Regions from separate parts of the Homo sapiens genome. Here region 2 is linked to region 1. A link is a loop called in an ENCODE intact Hi-C map of the cell type or tissue named here. Cell type or tissue: PC-3. All regions are shown on one strand. Links, peaks and the distances in the headings refer to the core of each region. The heading gives the core; the rest is flanking DNA.

Region 1 (10,524 bases), core at 3,976-6,475:
TTGTATAAAAACTCAACATGAATAAAGGACTGGGAAAGAGAGAATGGCAACTTGGAGAACCTGGTGGTTAGATATACCTATAGCATGAATCTTATTAGAAGGCTAAAGAGGTAGGCATGGTCCTGACCTTGTAGAATTGCACTATCCAGTATGGTGGCTGCTAACCACATGACATGATGGATTATGGAGCATGTCAAAGGTGGCTAGTCCAATTTGAGTTGTGCTGTAAGGGTAAAACGCACACCAGATTTTAAAGACTTGCTATGAAAAACTGAATGTAAAGCATCTCATCAATAATTTTTGAATTATTACATATTAAGATGATACTATTTTGAAAATATTGACTAAAATAAAATACAGTATTAAAATTAATTCTATTTTTTAAAATAAAAAATGGCTACTATGAAATTTAAAATTACATACATGGCTCCCAATATATTTCCATTACATAGCAATGTTCTAGAACCTTGACCATCAGTAAATTAGATCTTGATATGTAGAGAAATGGGAAGGCTTTGATAGGTTTTAAGCATGAGGAAATTATGACCGCTTTTTAAAAAAGAGATTACTTTCAATGCACTGTGGTGAATAGATTGGAGAGGACAGGGAATGGCTGGCCAGGAAATGGAGTAGGCAGCTTTGCAGTAGTCTAGATGATGGATGATAGTCACTTGATAGTGATACAGAACTCAATAGTCACTTCATAGGGAAAAACAGCGTTCTGTTCAATATCTCAAATCTACTCAGAATTTTGTAGAAAATACTAAACATTTATGTGTCTCTCAGGGCTAATATCATCTGGAATATACTTTCAGAGGGAGCTACTTAAAATTCTAGACTCTTCTGTGTCTAAGGTGAAGACCACAGGTTACCTGGATCACATACCCTTGTAGGGAAGAGCCACTTAAATAGCAACTCTATACTATGCAAAATGTGGTGCTAGATCATGGTAAAGATTTGGCTTTGACCCTGAGTGAGGGGAACCATTGGAGGCTTTGGAGCACACGAGTGATGTGACCATCAGGTCATTGCTTGTTAATTGGATAACACTGGCCACTGCACTGAGAATAGACTGAAGGGAGTGAGGGTGGGAGAGGGAGGGCCCTGCGATTTAAGCAATTCTTTATTGTTAGGCATTTTCATTGTTTCTAATTTTCTCTAATTTTAAACAACAGAGTAATCAATGTTGTGCAAAATTTTATTACATCCTTCATTCATTTTCTTAAGATAAATTCCAAGAAAAGTGGCAGTTGTGGTCAATGGGGACATCTGTTATTACAGCTTTTGATATATCTTGCCAAATTGCCTTCTAGAAATTTGGACACAGCTTAAATTGCCACTGCTGTGTAGGAGAGTGTCTGCTTCCTTCTTCTTGTGCCAGCCCTTGGCAATGTTACTATTTCTTAAACTTAATCAAGCAAGAGTTCCAAGTATGCCTTTAAAATAATTCTCATATGAATTAGTCCACATTTTTCTTCATGAAACACTTCTCCCCATTGTGTCCTAGTTCAGCTATTTTATTAAACTTTAGGTAAATTATATATTCAATCATTTCAGGCTAGTGATGACAATTTATTAAATTTTTTCTGTTCCTAAAGGTGGGAGGATCTTGTCAAACTGGCACATAATTTGATTTCTACTTCTTTAATATTTTTAAAAGGAATGAAATGATAAACCCAAAATAAGTAGAGAAAAGCAAGCTCTGAACACTTTTTTTGAACTTGTGAGATATTAAACTTTTGGTAAATTTCTAATCGAGGCACGTATACACCATGGAATACTATGCAGCCATAAAAAAGAATGAGTTCATGTCCTTTGCAGGGACATGGATGAAGCTGGAAGCCATCATTCTCAGCAAACTAACACAGGAACAGAAAACCAAACACTGCACGTTCTCACTTATAAGGGGGAGTTGAACAATGCGAACACATGGACACAGGGAAGGGAACATCACACACTGGGGCCTGTTGGCGGGGGCGGGGGAGGGGGGCAAGAGGAGCGAGAGCATTAGGACAAATACCTAATGCATGCAGGGCTTTAAACCTAGATAATGGGTTGATAGGTGCAGCAAACCACCATAGCACATGTATGCCTATGTAACAAACCTGCACATTCTGCACATGTATCCCAGAACTTAAAGTAAAATAAATAAATTAAAAAAGCAATCTAGACTTACCTGTTGGGAGAAAAAGCATAAAGGTAAATAAACTATGTTTATAAATATGCATGCATGTATTTAAGTATAAGTTCTATTTCTCTCTGTTCCCTGGAAAGTCACAGGTTGAAATTAATTTTAAGAGAACATTGACCAGGCCCCTTAAAGGTTAAATTAAACTGAGGGGTGCTACTGCAATTTAATTACGTTTTCATCTTTTCGGATTAGTCATTGAATACAGATTGAAATCCTATTTTCACACATCTCTATAGGTCACCTAAATGGCTTGTTCAAAATTCTAATTTTTTTTCCCTCATGAATAATTTCCCTCAAAAGGTAACCTTTCTTCTCTATGGGCATAATAAAAGTGTTTATGTAAAAATGGCAAAGGAAAATGGATTATATTTTGTAACATACTGAGTTGTGAAGCAGAATTATGCCTTTGTACTATGAAGCTGTTCTTTTCTTTTTCCAAATGTGAAGATTTAGAAGCGAGGTGACCCGCTATTGTAGCTATGTGAAGAGGGGGAGAATCAGGGCTCCCATTACAGAGCGTAGGAGGGATGATGAATACCATAGTGAGGTTTAGTGCCACTTAAGAGCCAAAAAATTTCTGTCACAAACCTACCCCTGCTGTCTCACATTTCTGATATTAGTTCCCATTGATTGTTTCATTGCTCCTCATTGATTCTTCCAGAAATTTCTTCCTCCTTCCTAATGTCCTTTGGCTTTGCATCTCATGCCATCAGACTTCACCACTTTCTCCTCTTTCTTGTTGCAGTCATCTCCAGAGTCCTGGGTCATTCTTCTTTCTTGAAGAGTACAAGGAAGAACGCTTCCTGTCATTCTTTCCAGCACTGCTCCAGCATAATTCCTGGTGATTTAAATACAGTTGATTCTCATTATTTGGGGTAGTTAGGGTGTATAAACTTGCGATGAACACCGAATCAGTGAATACTAAACATCGTTCCTAGGGGAAAAGCACAAGTTCCTGCAAGCTTCTGGTAACTACATTGTCATGAATAGATCAAACATAACCCTGTTTTATATATGTTTCTGTCTAAAGACACCTTGTTTAATATATATTGTTGATTCATTAACATTGAACTTACAGCTAGAATGCATGCTTGAAAGAAGCTTTTCTAACACAAATTATGTATTTATGTATTTATTTATTTATTTTCCCATAAGGTACATCACAGCCTTCTTGTACTTAGGAGTGCTAGGCAGCACTAAGCTTGAGGACCATTTTTAGGTTTTTTGTTTTTTTGAGACAGGATCTCACCATATCACCTAGGCTGGAGTACAGTGGTGCCATCATGGCTCACTGCAGCCTCGACCTCCCTGGGCTCAGGTGATCCTCCCATCTCAGCCTCCAGAGTAGCTGGGACTACAGGCACATGCCACCAGCAGGCCTGGCTAATTTTTTTTTTTGGTATTTTTTGTAGAGATGGGGTTTTGCCATGTTGCCCAGGCTGCTCTCAAACTCCTGGGCTCAAGTGACCCACCCGTCTCAGCCTTTTAAATTGCTGGGATTACAGGTGTAAGCCACCCTACCCAGTCATTGGGGACCATTTTGAACAGCAAAATCACCAACAAAAAGCACAAAAATGCAAAAAACATGGCACTAAATAGTGAAAAGGACACTTGTTTATAGCCTGAGAGCTGAAACAAGAAGGCAGAGTGTCGCCTCATTTGACTCAGCTGGTGGCGTGCACGTTGGGCAACTCAAATTTTTTGCTGCTCTGCACATGTCTGCGAATGACTGCTAAAGTTCCAAGCATATTGATTTTTGGGGCTGCAAATAAATTTTAGAAAGTAGACAAATTTGCAAACAGAGAATCTGTGAATAATGAGGATTGGCTGTGTCTATGTTGATGATCTTTCTGATGATGTGAGCACTGCATTTCTTGACTTTCTGTCTAAGTATGGTAGATCTTGTCTACCATACTATTTTAGCCATGCACCCCCAAGATCATGCCGAATGTCATGAAAAGACAATATTTCCCATCCCAACACCTGTTTTTTATACAGGGATCTGAAAGTGTCAGAACCAGGGTAATTTTTTCTTTGATGTCTCATCCCCTCTGTGTTTACACCCCCACCTCCCTATCCATATGCTGAAACCCTAACCCCCAGTGTGGCTGTGGCCTCTAAGGAAGTGATTAAGGTTAAACGAAGTTGTAAGGGTGGGGCCGTGATCTGATAGGATTAATGTTCTTATAAGAAAAGACACTGGGGTTGGCCCGCACATGCGCTCACTCATGCTCATGTGCGGTCTCTCTCTCTTTCCCCCTCCTTGTGCCCTCAGAGGAAAGGCCATGTAAGGATGCAGGAAAAAGTCAGTAATCTGCAAGCCAGGAAGAAAGCTGTGGCACCACCAGAATCTGCAATCCGCTAGAACCTTGATCTTAAACTTCCCAGCTTCCAAAACTGGGAGAAAATAAATTTCTGTTGTTTAAGCCACCCAGTCTATGATACTTTGTTATTGCAACCTGAGCTGGCTAAGACACCCTTTTAAGGTATTTTTCTCTCTAGAAGAGCTCTCATTGTCTCACCTAAGTGCACTGTCCTAAACAGGTATTCTGTACTTCAAACTTTTCCTACCCACCACCAAAACATACCTTTTAAATATTCCCCAGTACTTTACTTTTCTAAAAATTGGTTCACTAATAAACCAATTGCCATCAATTAGTATTATTTTTATTATCTCTACTAACATTTTAACTTTAAAAGTAAGATATATGTTCACTTTAGGAAATTTGAAAATGACAGAAAAACGTAAAGTAGAAAATAAAAATTACTTTAATTCTAAAATGTTGGCATTTTGATATATTTCTCTTCAGTCTTTTTTTTTTTTTTCTGTGAAAACTTGCCGGAGTTCTTGGTTGCAAATCACTTTAAGCTACCCTCATTACCTTGATGAGAAAAGAAGCTTATTGGTAAGATATCAGGCAGCTCAAAGAAATATGGGACTCTTGGAGAACCTGACTGGGAACGTGGTAGGAGGCATCCATATTAAACTGGGCTACCAGAACTTCTTTCGAGCGCCCTCTAGTGGAACAGTCTGATTCGGACGCCTCTGTTGCCACTGCTGGACATATTCTGTGGGTGACACCGCTGCACTGGATACTAGAAGCCCTGTCAGCACCACCGCTAAGACTTTCTTTGAGTCATTAACTCAAGATTCAAAGAGCTGAGTGGGAGCACCTGATTGGCCAAGCTTAGACTATGTGCCCCCTCCTAGCGCAGCAGCCAGGGCTCAGAGAAAGCCAGAATCTGATCTTTTCTTTTGCAAGAGGGAGGAACTGCCTTCCCTAAGGCTCACGCCATGGGACATTCTCCAGATTTAAGGATAGCATCCAGATCCTGGAAAACCCTTCCTAGAAAAGCAATTACAATGTATTCTTTGGCTACTTGATATCCACATGTACTTTTCTTTCCATATTTTCATGTCACAGTAATCAAGGAAATGTGTAGCGTCTACTGTCACCATTTATACTTCTACCACAAGGCAACAGCTGGTATTTATAACTCCCACCTCTCCCTATTCCAGATCTCCTTTGCCTGCAGCCTGTACCTCAGATTCTCAGTGTGTTTTACTTAGTAGAGTCACTCAAATCTTCATTTCTAAGGAAATTGAACTCTTGGTGGGCCTGCCTGGATTGTCCTGTATTAGTATTTCATTAATTTTTATTACTGGACAAGATAATAATAGGAGGAACTGTAAGACTCACCCAATTTCATTCATACTCATCCCTGCTTGTATCGAGTAGCAGCAACTCAACTGACCCTTAATAGTAAGATGATACTTACTCCTCACCTTTTTTTTTTAATGAGTTTTTTTCTCACCTTTTTTTCTCAAGGGAATGTGTGTGGAGGCCAGCATGGTAATGTGAAAGTCTTGGCTTCTCACTAAATGAAAATCATTCTTGTGGAAAATTTATTTCTTTAGGTACTAAAGCACTTTACATATATTAACAACTTTAGCCCTCCCCAAAATACCGTGGGATTTTACCTTTTACAGATAGGAGAATAGAGGCACAGAGAGGTTAAGTAACCTGTTCAAAATCACACAGCTAGAAAGCAGTAGAGATAGGATTTGAACCCAGCCAATCTGGTCCCTGCTCTTCATGTCTTCTTAATATGATACAGTATTCAGGAATGTCCTGTGTGGTGGCGAGAAAGTCAAGGTTCCTGCATAGCAAATTGTGGAACAGAACTAGAAAAGCCCTGTGACAAGTTGGTAAGGTGTTCTGCTATCCCTGCTAGGTAAAAGCAAAATGCTTCTGGTGTTTATCAGATAAGAGACAAAGATATTTGACTCTGCAAGGATGGACATTTTTGTTTGTTTTGCTCACTTCACTATACCCAGTACCTAGAACATTACCTGGAACATAGTAGGTGCTCAATTCACTGAAGAATGAATAAATGCCAGACACCAGGGACTGGGTTATGTTTCCTCATTAGTAGGCCACATCCATAAATGCAGCTGCAATTGGAATCACCCCCTCATGAAGCACATGTCAATCCACCATCATTCTCCAAGAAGCCCCCATCCTCTGCACTGGACAAACTGGAAAGTTAGGTGGGGATGTACTAGGAATCACCTTCCCTGCATTTCTTAAGATTTTCATGGTGACACTAATTGCTATAATTTTCTCAGATATGGTATTGCTTTTTATTTTTCATTTTGAGTGCAATGGGTAATCCTAGGGGCTTCCATTGGACTTATTTTACCTGTGGTTCAGAGACAATGTGGGGATTCTAGCAGTGGCTAGATTTACCTATTCAAAGTAAATCCTTAGGAAACAGATAGATAAACTATCATGGGCTGAGTTCAGAGTGTTAGTCTGTCCACTTTAAATTAGACTGGGACTGGGACCTAAATGCTATTGATCACCTGAATCTTGTAAGTCTCCACCCTAATTAGTGAGTGGCAGTGTTATTTACTCAGATTCAATGTTCAATAATATCTGAAATGGGTAGGCATTTCCCTTTGCCCAATACGCTGTTTCCTTGATAAATATTTACAAGTCAAAGGATAGGAGGAAGATTCCCCAATATTTTTGTGAAGTAATTTCAGGACACTTCTTTAAGGCCCTGCCTGACTTCCCCTTCATTAGGGGATTCAGGGCCTGTGAAGGTTAGTCTTCCTTGTGCAAGGTAATTCTTACAAGGAAAGAGAGTTACGGAGTCTTCAGGTAAGTCATGAGCTGCCTCAGACGTGGGAGGAAGAATGGCTTGAGCTGAAAACCTAGGTTCAGTGGAGTTTGGAGATTTGGTGTTTGAGGCCTTGACACCCTCCCACTGAACACCATTGCAGTTCTCAGGGTCTGCTCTTTCCTTATTGATGCCCTAACTTTCATATAAGGCCCTTGATGAGTCTGTGATTCAGTTGATGTTCTAAATTAGTCCCCACTGGAGTAGAGGATTGATTCTGGGTAGTTTTGTACTGCTGCTACAAAAAATAAGACATTCTTTTTTAGCACAGGGATACAAAATCCTCCTGGTTCTGGGTTTTGCTTTCAGCCAAGAACTAGGGATTTGAGTATCATTCTCTCTCTTTAAGCTTTCCAGTATTAGCCACCTCATTCTCCAGTCCTGGTTTCTCATGCTGCTGTATATGGCACCACCAATGTGGGCTCCCAAGGCTTGCTTACAAACCACCAATGTGGGCCCCCAAGTCTTGCTTACAAAAAAAATTACTGTATAAATTACAGTTTGATTAGTTGCTCTTCCACTGTGGGCCACTGTTTACCAGATTTTCATTCCTGAATGTTTGCTGCCCTTACCCCAACCAAGTTATATAACCAATCCTGGATTCTCCTCAATTCCAGAAGATCTGCTGTCTGAAGCCCCTCCTGGTAACAATTTCTGATCCAGTTAGGGTTCATGACATAAACAGCATAAACTGAGCTTGCTTATCCTAAGCAGAAAAGGAATTGATTAGAAGGCTATCAAGTAATGGGAAAGCTGTTGAACCAGGCTCAGGAAATGGACTAGAATCCTGTGGTCCCAAAATGTCCCAAGCCAGACTTTTTGGGTCCAACTGCTCTTCTCACTGGGCATTGAACGCTGTCGTGACTGACAGTATTAGAAGACATTCCAAACTTCCTTCTTGGCATCCTGATTGGCTGAGCTTAGGTCATGTGCATCATCTTCCTAGTGCCTGGGTCCAGGGAAAGCAAGTACTTGGCCTTTGGCTTCTGTGGGGAGGGGACCCTATTTGCACCCAAGATTCAAACAGTGACAGATTCCTCCAATCTATAATGTACATATATATTATGACATTGGGATCACAATTGTGAGTAAAGGGTTAACCTTAGCACTGGGCTGATCCAGGCCTGCCTGTGAGAACCATCGACCACAGAGTCCTGTTTCTTTGGAAACTGCAGTGATCAACAGATGTGGAATATTGCACCTGCCCTGCTTGCTGTGAAGCCCTGCTCTGTGGGACCTCTTCTGGACTGGGGCTGCTGGGGGCTGACATGCAGTTTTGGGGCTTGTGTTACTGGAACCATATAAAAGATTGTTGGGAAGCTGTGACTGTGGCTTCTCTGTGTCAAGGTGATTTTATGACACTTTGGATGTCATTCTGTGGCAAACTTGCATTTCCTGTGTGGGTGTGGGGGCAAAAGAAGCTGTGCACTTGGGTAGCTGTCAGGCATTGCATTCGTTTCCTATCACTACTGTAACAAATCCTCACGAACTTAGCGGCTGGAAACAACATAAATTTATCACTTTATAGTTCTGCAGGACAGAAGTCTGACACAGTTTCACAGTAGCTAGGATCAAGGTGTTGGCAGGGCTGCATTCCTTTCCGTAGGCTCTAGGGAAGAATCTGTTCTCTTGGCTTTTCTGGCTTCTAGAGGCATCTGGCATGCCTTGGCTCATGGTCCCTTCCTCCATCTTCAAAGCCAGCAATGGAGGATTGAGCCCTTCTTACATTGCATCGCTCTGACCTCCTCATCTGCCAACCTCTTCCACTTTTAAGGATGTTTCTGATTACTTCAGGCTCATCTAGATAATACACAGAGTAGTTTTCCTGTTTTAAGGTCAGCTGACTTATCAACTTTAATTCTATCTGCACCTTAATTCCTCCTTGCTATGTAATGTAACATATTCACAGGTTCTGCAGATTAGGGCATGAATATCTTTGGGGCACTGTGATTCTGCCTACCACGGGTATCCTGAAGAAATGAAGGTGCTGTACATGCTATTTCCTGTCTTCTGCCCTTCCACAAGGCCGAGTGAAAATTAAAGCCAATAGTGTGCCTTGCATCTGATCTCCAATTTGAACCTGCAACCACTGCTGTGTCAATACCCAGTAGGACACAGTTTGGAGAGGGTGGATATTTTATTGGGGCCATTTTTACGTGTTCAAACACCATTTATTAAATCTCTGCAGGGGTATACTGTTATCCCGAAATAGACTAATTTCTTAATTATGTAGCCCCTAGGATTTCTTTTCTTTCCAAAACCTCTGAAAATAATTCTAAGATAGGATGCTGGGAAATAGGTTTCTTGGACTCTTGTAACTATCCAAATCTCCAAAGCTTTAGGACTTTTCTTGGCTGACGGAAAGAGTTGAAAACTACTGTTTTCTTTTAGAGGAAAAATGTTAAAAAAAAAACCTGTCTAATATAAATTTTAAATGAAGGCAATATCCTAGGCTGGGCTGATGTAAAATTATTTTCATCATCACATTCATTGTGTCAGCCAGATCTTTGGCTCCAAACATGCTGTCCTTGTAAAAATTCCATTTCAGCTGTCAGGGTAATCAAAAGGTTTCAAAAACTTTTCTTGAATACTGAGTTGAAATAAAATAATAAAACACACTATCAAATGCCAAAGTCTGCAGAAGGATGATACCAGATATGGGCAGGTTTTACATTTTTAAAAAGTCAATTTTATTAAATTCTTTACTTGGATATAACTTTGGAGTACCTATTCCTAACATATACAATTTCAGGATAAATCAAGTTGATTTTCCATCTGAAATCAGATATGGGACTACCACATAATTAAACACACAAAATCTAAAACAATATTTCATTGATTTAAATTAACTTTTAATGGCACAGTTTATGTTGTGTAACGGTATTTTTATAATGTCATTACATTGCACGGGCAGAAAAAGAAAATAATGGCTACAAGTTTTATCTTTAAAATTTTGACACCACAGATCTGTATTTCTAAAAAACCATAAGCTACAGATGTCTGCAAGTTACAAGATCTTATTACTCTATTACAGAATGAAGATGTTGTTGAGGTTGCGGATGACACAAAAATGGATATGAGAAACACATTTTGGAGTGAACACATTGAGTAGTCAAAGGGCTATACAAAATATTGTTCAAAAGATG
Region 2 (10,524 bases), core at 5,207-7,706, 170 kb before region 1:
CTTAAACTTATTATATTTTATTATCTTTAGTTTGAGTCATAGCCAGGGACAGGATATTTGAATGAATGGATCATTGCTCTGAATCACTTTGTTCAAAAAATGCTCAGTTTTGTGGTGCTATGAGTAATACCCAACTTAAAGCTGTGACTAGAAAAGCAATTGTCCTCGTTGGGTTCCCAAGGGTAGCCCAATGGGTTGATATTGTGCTGGTTTATCCCAGGGGACACTTACCCTGGGAAAGGAGAAGACCTTGCAGGAAATGGCCTGAAGCCACCTAAAGAAAGAAAGACCCAGGGTTAGCCTAAAGTCCAAGGGAAATTGAACCAACATAAATCTACAAAGTGCCTTCAAAAAGCAGGCAGATTTGGGGAAAGTGGAATTCTTCTTGCCATTCAAAAATTTTTGCTTGACTTTGCTCACTCTGACACCTTCCGCACATAAAATTTCCAAGATGTGTTTTACAATTTGAAATTCCACGAAGGAATGGATGGATAGTGAAAGTAACTGGCTGTAATGATAACAGGTTAAAGAATCATCTTACCATTTAATGAGTTTTCATATTCAAAGATAAGAAGATCTTTAAAGCAGTTCTCCTGTTTGTCTGCTTTAATCGCATCGTGATTGTTCTCATTTCAGATCATCCTTATTTTGTTGGTGTCCAGTTCCATCCTGAGTTTTCTTCTAGGCCGATGAAGCCTTCCCCTCCGTATCTGGGGCTGTTACTTGCAGCAACTGGGAACCTGAATGCCTACTTGCAACAGGGTTGCAAACTGTCTTCCAGGTAACCAGCTTACTGCTCTTAGCAATAAACCAAGATGCATAGTTATTAATATCTTAGGGTTTCTTACAAAAATTAATACCACTATAGAATTTTTAAATGTGAAGAATCAGTTTTTTTCTCTTAAACATAATTTTCTTCTCTTTGTGAAAATGATTTAATCACACCTACGGTAGTAATGTGTCAGCTTTCCAAATCGTGATGACACTGGGTATTATTTTAGAAATTTTTTTCATTTTGATAAGTGAAAAGATTGTCTTTTGTTGATTCTTTGATTAATATATATGAATTTTTATATGTTTATTGGCTGTTTGTTTTATGAATAGTTTGTTCATATCTTTTCTTCATTTTGGTATTGTATTATTTTCCTTACTGATTGGTAAGCTCTTTATGTATAAAGGTCATTAATCCTTTGTTAGGCTGCAAATATTTTTCAAAGTGATTTTGCTTTCCTTCTAAATTGTTAATGGTAGTTTTGTTCTCCCTAAAGAGTTTAGTCCTTTTTTATGTTTTTTAAAAATGTATGTAGTCAAATATTTTACTTTTGTGGCTTCTGCCTTTACTCTCATGCCTAACATCTTTCCTTATGGAAAGATTATATAAATAATAACCCCTGTGTTTTCCTCTAGCATTTTTCTGGTTTCAATTTCATAGTTTAAATCTATAATCTATATGGATTTTATTTTCAGTGAAACCTGTGAGGTTGGGATTTGGCTCCCTACTTCCCTGCCAAATTGTCAACGAGTTGAGTAATTTGACTTTGTTTCAGGGATTTCTATTTTGTTCCATTGATGATTTTATCTCTTACACCTGAACCTTTGCCATCCTTTTCATTTTCATAGCATTATTATAAATCAGGACCTTATCGATCCTACTCCCACCATTATTAACATGTTTAGTGTGTTTTGCTATTCCTCCAGGCAAACTGTTATTTATTTATTATTTTCTTAGAGATAAGGTCTGGCTCTGTCACCCAGGCTGGAGTGCAGTAGCACAATCATAGCTCACTGCAGCCTTGAACTCCTAGGCTCAAGAAATCCTCCTGCCTCAGTCTCCCAATTAGCTGGGACTACAGGCACACACCACCATGCCTGGCTAATTTTTTTAATTTATTATTTTTGTAGAGACAAGGTCTCACTATATTGTCCAGGCTGGTCTTGAATTCTTGACCTCAAGCAATCCTCCTGCCTTGACCTCCCAAAGTGCTGGCATTATAGGTATGAGCCACTGTGCCCAGCCTGTACAATGCTTTTTAAAAATCAAGTTTGAATAAAAAATTCCTTAGGGATTTTAAAATTAAATTAAATTAAATTAATTTATTTATTTATTTAGGGACAGGGTCTTGCTCTGTTGCTCAGGCTGGAGTGCAGTGGAGCAATCTCAGCTCACTGCAACCTCCACCTCCCAGGTTCAAGAGATTCTCCTGCCTCAGCCTCCCAAGTAGCCGGGACTACAGGTGTGTGCCACCATGCCTGGCTAATTTTTGTATTTTTTAGTAGAGACAGGGTTTCACCATGTTGGCCAGGCTGGTCTCGAACTCCTGACCTTAAAGTGATTTGCTTGCTTTGGCCTCCCAAAGTGCTGGGATTGTAGGCGTGAGCCTCCGTGTCCCGCCAAAATTTCATTACATTTCAATACTAGTTTGGGGAGAGTTTATTTTTCTTTCTTCTCATCCAAGGATATCGTACCTAATAACTTGAAAAGCAGAAGCAACCATCCAGAATATCATAGACTTTGGTAGGGGTTATTACCACAATAACCAGATATATGTTGTTCAGAAGATTACCACTGCCAACCCTCATTCTGGCAAACAACCCTCGCAGTGTTGCTGTTGAGGGCTGGCAGGATCTGTGTGTGGTGTGCACGTGTGTGCTTGTTACACAACCCTACTTATTTGTGTCATTACCTGCTAGGAGAAGCTCACAGCTCTCTAGCATTTCCTTTCACCATGTGTTCATATGGGAACAGCTTCACATAATTTGCACTTTGGGCATCTTACTGTATTGATGTTCACCCCTTTCAGTGCACTGACTTTCAAACTGTGCTCTCGGAGCTGGAGTCTGGGCTGCTGCGGGAGCAGGCCATGGGGGCTCTGGGCTCCTTCCTGCTTCAGCTGAGCAGCTCCACTTTATCTGGCTCATGTGCCATGGTTCTGCAAGAGAGATTTCATCTGAAGAAGAGCTTCCTGTGTTCTGAGACTGCACAGCTTATGCCACTGATTGGACATCCTAATGTGGTCCCATGTCAGATGTGGGCTGTGACCCTTTGCAGCCGTTTTACAATTCCCGTTATTTTAGATTCTCACACTGAAAGGAAGGTGATAGTGGGACAAGTTAGATGGCTGGGAGAAATAACTCACTTATAACTATCTGGCTGTTTGCAAATACCAACTAATATACAAATCCTGTCTGGCTCGTGTGGACTGCCCACCTGTGTGTTGTATGGCCTGCCAATTCCCGCATGGCGGGTGGTGGTCTCTGGGTAGAGCTTCCAGCGGGGTGTGGTGGCTCACGCCTGTAATCCCAGCATTTTGGGAGGCCGAGGTGGGCAGATCACCTGAGGTCAGGAGTTCGAGACCAGCCTGGCGAACATGGTGAAACCCCGTATCTACTAAATGTACAAAAATTAGCCAGACGTGGTGGCACACGCTGCTGCTAGGGAGGCTGAGGCAGGAGGAGCGTTTGAACCCGGGAGGCAGAGGTTGCAGTGAGCTGAGATTGCACCACTGCACTCCAGCTTGGGCGACAGAGGGAGACCCTGTCTCAAAAAAAAAAAAGGCTTCCTAGTAGTTTCTGAAAAAACTGACTGATTGCTAGTGACTCCTGAGTGAGATATAGTATGTCTCAGAGAGAAGGAAAGACCTCTTAACCAAGCTCTGATGCTGGCATTGGAATTATAGCTGACTAGTAGGCTTCCATGACACTGAGGGAATTCCTACGTGTATCAACCACAAATTGGTACATTCCTTAAGGACAGCCAGCATCTTATTTATCTTTATCTCCCTGGCTCCCTTACACACAGGGGTTGTTTATTACCCATTAAAGTAATGAATGCAGGTAGCAGGGGAGTCAAATCTTGACACATTTCAGAGAGTTTTCTGACAGAGGGTGGTGACTATGAATTAATCCAGTGACAGACACCAGGATTCCAGAGGAACCTTGCACTTCAACTCCTCTCTGCCCAGCTCCATGAGATTAGTGAGCTTTGAAAAGCAAATGACTACTCTGATGCCAGGCTCTAATGTGAGCTGAGTTGGGGCTGTATTTCTGACAAACAAGATTACTGCTTGTAATCAACCCTAAACAATGTGACAAGGAATATGAACACTAGAATAATGACTTCCTTTCCCAGAAGTTGGCGCTGATGATATTCAATTGTATGGCACGTGTACGGCCAATGTCTTTAAAGCATGGAGTGTAAAAATCCTTGCCTTTGAGTTAAGCGTACCTGAGGTGTAACCTCCGCATTCTGCCTAGCGGAGAATATTTATCTTTTAGGGCCTGGGAAGTTGCAGTAAGACTATTATTTTGGGATTTACAGCTAGTGAGCTAAATTCTCAGCTACTTCATTATCTACAGAATGGCAGCAGTTAGGAAGACCAATTTCACCTGGTTTTAGGCTTGTAGTGGGCAGTTCAAGGGCACAATAGCTTCAGGACAGTATTTTTTAGGTTTTTATGAGCTATTTAAAAATACATGCAAAATCAAAATAAGAGTCTTGTTTAGGGGGTCCCCCCAAGACTGCCCACACTTTGGTGATTTGCTGAAAGTAATCAGAATATAGCTGTACTCATAGCTAATATTTATTTATTTATTTATTTAGAGATGGAGTTTCACTCTTGTTGCCCAGGCTGGAGTGCAATCATGTGGTCTTGGCTCACTGCAACCTCCACCTCCCGGGTTCAAGCAATTCTTATGCCTCAGCCTCCCGAGTAGCTGGGATTACAGGCACCCGCCACCATGCCCAGCTAATTTTTGTATTTTTAGTAGAGATGGGGTTTCACCATGTTGGCCAAGCTGGGCTTGAACTCCTGACCTCTGGTGATCCGTGTGCCTCGGGCTCCCAAAGTGCTGGGATTACAGGTGTGAGCCACCGCGACCGGCCTTATAGCTAATATTTATTATGGTGGCAAAGTAAACATGCACAGCAAGATCAGTAATGGGAAAGATAAGTGGAGTCTGGAGAAATTCATTTGCACGTTTCCTATGATCTCTCTCCTGTGATAAGTCACGTCGAGTTCGCCTTCCTTCCAGCAGTGAAAATGCAACTATGCCTATGTGATGTTTCTGCCCAGATGAGCCAGTTTGAGGCTCAGAGTTTAGGGATATTTCGAGGGCTGGTCACATAGGCATTTTCTACCTAGCAACCACCAAAATTCCAGATGCCAGAGGGAAAGCAGGTGTTCACCATAGATCACATTGTATAAACAGCCTAAGCCCAGCAAAATGACCTTATCAGTTAGTAATGGAGCACACATTCCGAAAGCCATGTTCCCGGACACCAGCCAAGAACTAACCCTGCAAGCAGGCCCTTTGAAAGATAGCAGCCTCAAGCCTGCTGTTAACTCTTTTTTTACACGAGTCTAACTAACAAACCATTTTGAAAATAAAAAAATCAAATGGGAAATAATGGTCCATTAAATAAATCATTGCAATTCTTTGCTGATCTCTCTCCTCTGGTGTCTAAACAATTTGTCTCACGTATAAAAGGCAACCACAAATTTGCATGGTCTTGCTGACACATAATGTAAAAGAATGAGACTGCTTCATGTAATTATAAGAAATACATTTCAGGAGAATATGAAGGTGCTTGTAATTGCAAGTTTTCTTTGTTTGTTTGCTTGTTTAAATCTAGAAACAGAGCATCTAATCTCTTTCTGGAATTCCTTTTTTTTTTTTTTTGTTTCTCAGGCTGGTCTCAAGCTCCTGGGCGCAAGCAATCCGCCCACCTTGGCCTCCCAAAGTGCTGAGATTACAGGCATGGGCCAATGTGCCTGGCCTGAGGCCTAGAATTCCATTTTTAAGTAAGGAGAGAAGGATCAGAGTCTAAAGTTCATAGATTGTTTTCTAGCATGTGTGTCTCTGTGGCTGCCTGCAAGGCTCTTGGGAGCAATCACTACACACCAAGTTTAGGCACAACTTCCAGTTTTTATTTGTCAGATCAGAGTAAAACTCTCTTCCTTGGACAGTGCTTGATGTATATCAGAAAGCAAAAACTTAGATGGGGTTCAGTTTGCAGTTCACAGAAATGCAGCTTTTTGGGAAACATATTTTTAAGTATAAAACCAGAATCTTGAGTCATTTGAGTAGCATTTTATTCTAGTTTTGGAACTTTGGATTCCATGTCTCCATCCAGCAATTACTGTCTCTTGTGCAGATAAATCATCTTTTTGTGGCAAAACAGGAAGCAGCGTGGTACAAAAACAACAGGAGGGAAAGGTACTCAGTGATTCACTGTATTTGCTTGACTGTTTCAGACCAAACCCAAAAGCCGAAACTACTTTGTAATAAGAGAGTCTTTAAAGGAAGTACACACCTGAAGCCAGTTCCTTCCGTTTCCTCTTTCCTTTGTGTGCCCCTAGGATCTAAGTCCATTCTCTCCTCTGTGCTTAGCCCTTCCCTCTATATTTGTTGAGTCCTGGCAACAGTCAGGGTGAGAAGGAACCCATTTCATTCACCATTGTCTCTGGTCTCTCTTCTGTGACAATATATCGGGGTTTTTTCCTGCTAAGTAACATGCTGACTTCTAGCCTGGGATGGTTTTGTTTTCTGTTAACTTCTACATGTAGCATTACAGAAAATTTAGAAAAGAGAGAGAGAGAAAAAAAAAGCACCCACAAACCCACCAGCCTAACATAATTACTGTGCTCATTTTCAAATATTTCCTATGAGCCTATACCTGTATATGATTCTTTCTGTGGCTGTAATAATAGTGAGTGTATCTATCTATCTATATAGATATATATACACACACACCCACACTCTTTTATTTTGAAAACTTGCAAACCTACAGAAAAGATGAAAGAGTGATACAGTGACGGTCTGGAGATCTCCTTTGCAAAGGAACATTTTTCTCCATTTTGGTTTTATTTATTTATTTATTTATTTATTTATTTATTTATTTATTTTTGAGACAAGTCTCACTCTGTTGCCCAGGCTGGAGTGCAGTGTCATGATCTCGGCTCACTGCAATCTCTGCCTCCCGGGTTCAAGCAATTCTCTGCCTCAGCCTCCCGAGTGGCTGGGATTACAGGTGCCCGCCACCATGCCCGGCTAATTTTTTTGTATTTTTAGTAGAGATGGGGTTTCACCATCTTGGCCAGGCTGGTCTTGAACTCCTGACCTCGTGATCCACCCGCCTCGGCCTCCCGAAGTGCTGGGATTACAGGTGTGAGCCACCGCGCCAGGCCATTTTGGTTTTTAAATACCAAAAATTTGAAATGAACTAGGGCTCCTGGAAGTAATGGTTGATTCCAGGACTGGGGCAGGAAAAGTACAAGATGAGCCTGGAACATATTGCTGTATTTAAAGCAAGGAACAGCTGAAAATGAAAGGGGTATGAGTTTTCCAAGGTCAAAGAAGCCAGCTTGAAAGGGCACCCACTGGCCTTATTTTGGACAATTTGAACATCAAAAAGAACAATGACAGTATTAGATTATAACACATTTCATTTTCTGAAATTCCATGAGTCCATAATAATACTAAGAAAATACAAAAGCAAAGAAAAAAGAAAAGCCAATTAAAAATGTAGATGTCATCTCTGATGTAATAATGGATTCAAATAAGGATCATCAGTGGATGCTAAAGCCACTGGGTGAAATTTGTAAGAAACAGAATATTCATATGTTTTCAGAATAGCACCATAAATTCTTTATTAATTACAGAAGTTTGTATTTTGAACTTAACACTTCATATGCATTTTTCCAAGTTGCATGAAGTTCATTTTTAATGGCTGCACACTTCACCATTCACTCAACACACCCCCTATGTTAAAGCTTATTCTATCCCAGCCACTGTGCTGGGTGCTTGAATAAGTGCTTAAATAAGAACATGTTCCCTGACCTGGGGACTCATCAGGTAGTATAACTGTTCTCTAAATTTTGGGAGGTGACAGACTTCCAAGATTGTGATCAAAGCTGTGGGCCCACTTCCTGGAAAACTGCCCAAACATACCACTTTGTAGTTTCCTTACATTCATACCCCCAATGCTACCCCCGTCCCCTGCATCCATAGACTTTCTTCTAGGGGTCTTCAGCTACAGACCTTCCCATCCAGGAAAGGGCACAGACCTGCAAGCGCACAGTCCCAGCAGTGTGGGAAATGCTGGCATTAGAGCTTGTTCTCTCTTTCGTGGTTGTACCCAGGGAATGCTCCCAGGTTGCCAGGATTAACTAACATTAAGATTAATATCTTCCTGCAAGTGGTACCATCACCCACACAGTGTGACCTGGCTGGACTCCCCTGGGGAAGCTCAGATTCCTCCTCCCTCATCCCCATTGCTCATAGTCAGCAGGTGCTGGCAATTCCTGTTGTTGGAATTCACTCCATCTTTTGTCTATTTTCTGCCATGCTGCAAGGGAGTATGGCCCGGAGTCAGGACTCTAGCTGTCAACCGAGTTCAAACTGGCTCTTTTACTTCCCAGCTGGCTGTGACCTTGCTCTTCTGTGCATTGCTTTCTTTATAAAAAGGGGATGGTAATAGTCCCCACTTGACATGGCAGAAATGAAGATTAAGTTTCACACTAAATGTAAAGCACTGAGCGTAGTGCCTGGTCTATGGTAGGAACTTAAATGGGAATTATTATGATGATGCTATTATTATTACTTTTCCTTTAGTTCCAGTATCTATCTCTTGCCTACTGCAAAGCCTCCTACTTGGTTTCTCTGCCTCCAGCTTGCTTCCTCCCAATCCGTCTTCTGCGGTTGGAATGATCTCCCCACATTATTTTGGAACTTAAACCCCCCCCCCCCCGATGGCTTCCCTTGGTTTATAGGATAAAATGCACACAAATCCATATGGAACAGCTTGCAGTTCCCTGAACTCCCCAGAGGGTTTTGCCTGTTGTGTCTTGATACACATTCCTGACCTGCTTAGTGAGAGGGGAATAGGGATCTATATCCTATTAGAATGGTTGTTCACGGACTCGTTAGGTGAACAAGGTGAATCGGAGGTGACAAGGTGGCGAATCGGAGGTGAATTATTAGGTGAATTGCAGGTGAGAGTGGCTCCCTCCATTGTTCACAGAGGGTGCATTTCACTCTCCCAGGCATGCTTCTCTTACGTTGCGTGGCTCTGCTCTCTCTTGGACTTGGAGAGCAAGGTACTCTTTTCCCTTGCACAAATCCGACATTCTGTTTCCAGCACTGCTTGAAACTTGGAATCGCTTTGTTTCAAACTTGGAATCACTTTGCTTTTTGACTTTGAGTTGCATGGTTGATGTTGCCAGGGGCCATTCTTGCACCATGTGGTGCAAAAATATTTTACTTCTGTGGGGACACTATTGACAAGTAGGGTAGATGCTATGGATTTTACTTCTGCGTCTGCTGCTTATTGAGTAATTTTGTCCAAGTCACTACTCCTAAACTTGCTGATTCTCCTCCTTAGGGCCGCTGTGAGGGACAGTTGAGGTGGTGCTTTATAAACTCAACTGCTATCAAAATGCCACTTTCCCCGCTTTGTTACACTTCAAGCAAAAGTGAACTGAAATTAACAAAAGATTCTATTTTGCTTTCTTTTGAACTGTTCTTTTAAACATTTTAGAAAACCATTCACCCCTGTGATTGTTTGACTTCAACTCCATACCTTGAGATATTTTTTAGGGTAAATTATTGTTAATGAACCACATTTGAGTACACCTTCCCTTGGGGTGGGATAAACGTTGGTTAAAAGGTGCTTTTAACCAGATCACGGTGCACTGCAGTGTGGATGGTGTGGTGCCAGACACGAATGGAATTAATAGTACTACAGACTACCGTGTGCTTTTACCACCCTGCCTGGGTGGTATTCTACTGTTTACTATGAAATATAAAACTCATTCAAAGCAGACTAAGTTTTTGTTCCATTGTTCTTATATTTTATGGCTTCCAGGGGCCCTTTATGAAGGAAATAAGTATAGTAGTAATACTGCTTTGGGGAAAACTGTGTTCATGACAATCTGTTTTTAAAACATGCTGTTTCACAGGAAACGGATTTTAATATAAAGTATTGTAAGGAACTCATGCATGCTGGGAATCCTAACTATGCCATTAAAATCTTTAAATTCCAACCACCTCTTTCTGTTAATGGAGAAGAAATGGTTTAACAGCTGCCTTGGGGTAGCGTAAAGGTGGGCTATATGAGGCATTGCTATACCCTTTCCCTAGCACCTTGGAATATCTGTTTTCTTATGTTGGGAATTTATTGGGAGCCAGAAGTCCTTGACAAGCAAACTTCACTATGACAAACCTTTCGTTTGTCAAGAGCCACATGTTGGCTGGGCACAGTGGGTCTGTAATCCCAGCACTTTGGGAAGCCGAGGCGGGCGGATCACTTGAGGTCAGGAGTTCAAGACCAGCCTGGCCAACATGGCGAAACCCTGTCTCTACTAAAAATACAAAAATTAGCTGGGCATGGTGGTGCATTCCTGTAATCCCAGCTACTTGGGTGGCTGAGGCACAAGAATCTTGAACCTGGGAGGCAGAGGTTGCAGTGAGCCAAGGTCACACCACTGTGCTCTAGCCTGGGTGCCAGAGTGAGACTGTGTGTCA

The links. A loop is a pair of places that touch in the nucleus more often than their neighbours do. Peaks named below come from ENCODE experiments on the same cell type or tissue, not always from the same donor. Only the 100,000 strongest peaks of a DNase experiment are listed, where the experiment ranks them.
Region 2: a loop joins it to region 1, with 4 times the contacts of the local background. A loop is called at or near these places in 2 of 110 quality-filtered maps.

The regions. Positions count from the first base shown.
Region 1 is chrX:16,431,474-16,441,997 of GRCh38, reverse strand. It overlaps LOC124905249 (a long non-coding RNA gene), which reads left to right. Exons shown (of 2, transcript XR_007068397.1): 2 at 2,937-4,621. Among named protein-coding and RNA genes, the nearest start is that of MIR548AM, 190 kb to the left of the region's middle. In PC-3, for the core only: a CTCF peak has its summit at 5,219 (motif pointing left); a DNase peak (open chromatin) is centred at 5,217; H3K27ac peaks cover 827 bases.
Region 2 is chrX:16,599,798-16,610,321 of GRCh38, reverse strand. CTPS2 (CTP synthase 2) reads left to right here. Exons shown (of 19, transcript NM_175859.3): 17 at 637-781. Among named protein-coding and RNA genes, the nearest start is that of MIR548AM, 22 kb to the left of the region's middle. RefSeq lists an enhancer at 2,912-3,412. In PC-3, for the core only: no CTCF peak of the experiment used is centred there; a DNase peak (open chromatin) is centred at 6,271; H3K27ac peaks cover 1,668 bases.